Regions from separate parts of the Homo sapiens genome. Here region 2 is linked to region 1. A link is an interaction called in ENCODE POLR2A ChIA-PET data of the cell type or tissue named here. Cell type or tissue: MCF 10A. All regions are shown on one strand. Region 1 holds the start of CLK2 (CDC like kinase 2). Region 2 has its middle 37 kb from the start of YY1AP1.

Region 1 (2,500 bases):
CGATGGGGGAGGATTGCTTGAGCTCAGGGGTTCAAGACTAGCCTGGGTAACAAAGTGAGGCACTATCTCTACAAGAAAAAAAAAAATAGCTGGGCGTGGTGATGCGCGCTTTTTTTTTTTTTTTTTTTTTTTTTTGAGACAGAGTCTCGCTCTGTCACCCAGGCTGCAGTGCAATGGCCCGATCTCGGCTCACTGCAACCTCCGCCTCCCGGGTTCAAGCGATTCTCCTACCTCAGCCTCCTGAGTAGCTGGGATTACAGGCGCCCGCCACCATGCCCGGCTAATTTTTGTATTTTTAGTAGAGACGGGATTTCACCATGTTGATCAGGCTAATCTCGAACTCCTGACCTCGTGATCCGCCCGCCTCGGCTTCCCAAAGTGTTGGGATTATAGGCGAGAGCCACCGCGCCCGGCCCTAGTAAACTTGTATTTCTCACACATTATGTAAGCCACCTTAGGATACAGTTCTCAAGTAAGTCCCCCTTTTCGGCACCCGATTCTCCAACCCTCCATTGCTCAAACCTTTCCTCCATGGCTGTGTCCCCACCCCGAGTCGTGCATAACTTTTGTTGATGACAAAAGGTGGCAGACTTTTGTCCTGGGGATAGGTAGGTGAAGTGTTTTAAGAAATGGTTATTTTCAGGCTATGCAGAAGAATGAGACTTCACCATCAAGCCTCACTACAGTCAGGCTTGCAGAGCAGCGACACTGTATTGACAATGACAATCCTTTCTTTTAAACTCCAAACCTAACTAAGCCACACGTCTCCATGCAAAGGGTAAAAGATTGAAGACGGAGTGGGAAAGGACAGGAGGCGGGGCATAGCGGGCCTGGAAGGCTTCCAGCTTGTCCCTGTGGACCCTCCTCGCCCCTATGAACTTCCGCCCCCAGTACCTCCGAGGCTCTGACAGGCGGATGCCTGCCAACTACGTGAGCACGTGGTGGCGCGCGCGGTCCTGGGGGCGGAGCCCAGGGGGTAGCTGGGAAGCGACGCAGGACGTCGGTCCGTGCGTACGTGCTCGCTCACGGCGGCGGCGGCGGAGCGGAGAGGCCAGAGCCGGAGACCGAGCTGGGATCGGGCCCCGGGCGGGGGCGGTGCGAGCGGCGCCAAGCAGATCTTAGGGGCGGGGACGGAGCCGGGGCGGGCGGGACTGAAGCGGAGCCCGGGAACGGGGCGGGAGGTCCCAGGGTCCCGGGTTGGGGGGGTGGAGCAGCATTTCGTCGCCGCGGGGGTGCCGGGACTCCGGCCGCAGTGTCGCCGCCATCACGGACTTCCTGTGGGACAAGCGCACGGGCCTCGCCGCCAGAACGGTGAGCGCGCGGGTTGGCTGGCCGCGCGAAAAGATGGCGACCGCGGGGCGGGCGGGGTTAGGCTTGGGTTGGGGGCAAGGGACGGGGGCGAGATTTGGAGAGGAGGAGAGTTGAGACCTACGAAGCGACGGAGTAGGGAGATGAGGGGGAAGGAGGTCGGCCTGCGTTAGATGTACCAAGAAGACCTGTAGGAAGCTTGGGCGGAACCAGACTAGAAGGGATGATAGAGTAAGGATGGGAGTGGTTCCAGAGATGTGAAGGAGTGGAATATCAAAGTTGGACTCGGGTCCAATCAAAGCTGGAGGGGAGGAATACATCACCGTGTCACTTGGAACATGCAGGAAGAATTTGCCTGTAGGAGTTCTGGATTTTCTGAGTAAGAAAGGAAAAAGCAAAAGATTTCAAACTTGAGAAAGGTAGGCTAGTGATGTTTTGAGGGGACAGTGCTGTGAGGCCGTTTGATGGTAGTATGTGGTGAGATGGCATTTATGTGGCTATGCTGATTAGGATAACTATGCTGGGAAAATCTTGTGCTTGCAGCTTGGTATGCTACCGGCCCCAGTTACACCAAGAATGCATCAAATACCACCCTCCTCAATTTGGGGAGGTTGGGAAGAAGTGATACAGAATGGTGGTCAGACATCGGAATCATTAAACCTTTTGCATACGCGATTCTCATACACCCCCACCAAGACTTATGTCCCTGGGCCTGTTTCATTTTATTGTGCCTTCCTATTCTCATCTTCCTGGATTGTGACAGTGATTTTTCTCTTTTTTCCTTGAAGGAAAAAAAGGATTTGTGAACCATCCCATTCCAATTCCATTAACTGGAAGGTGGCCAGCTGTCAGCTAAGTAGGGCTGATATTAATTAAAAACCACTTACTGGCCAGGCGCGGTGGCTCACATCTGTAATCCCAGCACTTTGGGAGGCCAAGGCGGGCGGATCACCTGAGGTTGGGAGTTCGAGACCAGCCTGACCAACATGGAGAAACCCTGTCTCTACTAAAAATACAAAATTAGCTGGGCGTGGCGGCGCATGCCTGTAATCCCAGCTACTCGGGAGGCTGAGGCAGGAGAATCGCTTGAACCCTGCAGGCGGAGGTTATGGTGAGCCGAGATTGCGCCATTGCACTCCAGCCTGGGCAACAAGAGCAAAACTCCGTTTCAAAAAAAAAAAAAAAAACACAA
Region 2 (2,500 bases), 380 kb before region 1:
AAGATAAGTGAATGCCTACCAACTCTCCTTGGTGTCTATGCTGCATAGTTACTGTAGGTTTGATAATAGTAGCAGTTTTTATATTTTTATAATTTATTGCCTTCTTCCAAATGGATGGAATCATTTCCTTTGTAATAATTAAGCAAAATGTTTTACTTCATTTTTGTAACATTATTCCTGAGAGGATAGGTATACACCCCCTGAAGTTCCCATTCAAAAGAACAAAATAACAGATAAGTATTTTTAGTCCCATAATGGTTAGCCCTGGCCTGTGTATACTGGGACCAGGCATACTGGGAATCAGCTTAATTTTACAGCAGGGTTTTATTTTACTTCTCTGGCAATTAATGGATTCTGGGTATTTATTAAGACTTTAAAATTTAACCCAAAGACTGTTAAATACCACCAGTCCAGCTCTGGCAAAGGACTGTTGGCTTTGTTCATCTCCAACATCACCAAAACACACTGCCATCGCAACCCAGGCTTATCTTGGGCCCTTGAAAAAATGTCCTACCACCTCAACTACAAGGGAGGGACTCCCTTCAAATTAATGGATCTGCATGACTTCTATGACTTCAAAATTACATAAACAACAAAAGTTACAATGTCAGGATGAGCAGTAAACCTTCTCCAGTCCTACCAAAGTAACATTTCTGGGGTTGCATCTCCTCAAAAACCTATTTGGGGCCCAAGAACGCACAAAGAACTAAAATCCCAGGTGCCACTTTGTATTAAAAAATTCTAGTCAAACCCTGGGAACCTTGAGTCATCAGAGTAACTACACCCTAGGGATTAACCTCTCACATGATATGTAAGCTATGCAGTTACCTAGGCTGCATCATTTAGAAAACCTGTATGGTTTGCATGAAACTATTCCTAATTAAGGGCACTTTAAAGGACACACAGTCTAAGTACTGTCAAGGTAGGACCACTAGCTGTGTTCACATTTTCACTTGGGAAGACTGTAGTAATCCTAAGACAGCTAGTTGCCTTTTGGTTCTCCAGTATGAAAATACCTCTGGGTGGTTGCTGGTGGACACTAAGCATAACTACCTTCACCAGGAAAACTTAACTGCTAGGACAACTGAGGATACTTCCCAAGGTCCTTTCCAGCCTTTAACTGGAGCCACCTTAGCAGGGACCTTAACCACTGGGGAAAGAAAAACAAAAAGCTAACCCATATGTTCACCATAGAGAATGATTTTTATCTTGAAAAACACGGAGTCTTTTTCCTGTGTGGAACTAGTTCCTAGTTATGTTTACCAATCAAATGGACTGAAACCTCTACACTTCTTTATTTAGCCCCTGAAATCTGTATAGCTCTCAATAACCAGTCTCTCATACCTTTAACTGCACCCGCCAGGCACAAATGAACCATCAAACTCATACTCCTTTTGGTAGGACTAGGAATAACCGCAGAAGTAGGAACAGGAGTTAGCAGGCTTGCAACATTCCTATCCTATTACCAACGTTTGTCCAAGGATCTTTCAGAGAGCTTGGAAGACATTGCCCAAAGTATTGTCACCTTACAAAATCAGATAGACTCCTTGGCAACGGTCGTTTTACAAAATAATAGGAGACTGGATTTCCTAGCTGCTGAAAAAGGTGGCATATGTCTTTTCCTAAAAGAAGAATGCTGGGGTTTTTTGTTGTTGTTGTTTTGTTTTGTTTTGAGATGGAGTCTCACTCTGTCATCCAGGCTGGAGTGCAGTGGCGCGATCTCGGCTCACTGCAAGCTCCTCCTCCCGGATTTATGCCATTCTCCCGCCTCAGCCTCCCAAGTAGCTGGGACTACAGACGCCTGGCACCACGCCCGGCTAATTTTTTTTTTTTTTTTTTTTTTTTCAGTAGAGACAGGGTTTCACCGTGTTAGCCAGGATGGTCTCCAGCTCCTGACCTCTTGATCCGCCCGCCTCAGCCTCCCAAAGTGCTGGGATTACAGGCGTGAGCCACCGCGCCCCACCGAAGAATGCTGTTTTTATGTCAACCAATCAGGATTAGCAAGAGATGCCGCCTGAAAATTAGCTGATGGGGCCTCTAAAATATAACAACAGCTGTCCGAGTCATGGGGCTTCTGGTCAAGGGCACTAAGTTGGGCTTCATGTCTACTTCCCTTAGCTGGCACATTATTAACAATTATGCTCGCATTGACCATGTTGGACCATGTTTGTTAAATCTTTTAACCAAATGTATTTTTTCTCACCTAGAGGCCATTAAGCTTCAAATGATCATGCAGCAGGGCTTCTATCCAGGGAATGATGCCAGCCCCGGCCAACAAGAAGTCATCCTGTCTCCACTAGACAGAGCAGGGTGAGAGTTCCATGGTCCCCAAGTAGATAGGGACAGTGCCCCAAACAGCATGAAGCAGTTACAGAAGAAAGACTGTCAGTCCCTCTACCTCCTGTAAATATTTGATATTAAGTCTCTCAAGGGGGAATGAGGCAGGAGAATAGGATCTGGAGACAGGGAGCCTTCACTTTAGCCTCTGATTGGTCGCAGG

Evidence for each region. Peaks named below come from ENCODE experiments on the same cell type or tissue, not always from the same donor. Only the 100,000 strongest peaks of a DNase experiment are listed, where the experiment ranks them.
Region 2: POLR2A ChIA-PET joins it to region 1 with 10 read pairs; 7 of 35 experiments call an interaction of 5 or more read pairs at or near these places.

Annotation. Positions count from the first base shown.
Region 1 is chr1:155,272,012-155,274,511 of GRCh38, reverse strand. It overlaps CLK2 (CDC like kinase 2), which reads left to right and starts at 1,008. Exons shown (of 13, transcript NM_001294338.2): 1 at 1,008-1,311. RefSeq lists an enhancer at 1-415. In MCF 10A, no CTCF peak of the experiment used is centred here; DNase peaks (open chromatin) are centred at 971 and 1,551.
Region 2 is chr1:155,650,582-155,653,081 of GRCh38, reverse strand. No RefSeq gene overlaps it. Among named protein-coding and RNA genes, the nearest start is that of YY1AP1, 37 kb to the left of the region's middle. In MCF 10A, a CTCF peak has its summit at 1,259; DNase peaks (open chromatin) are centred at 1,461 and 1,761.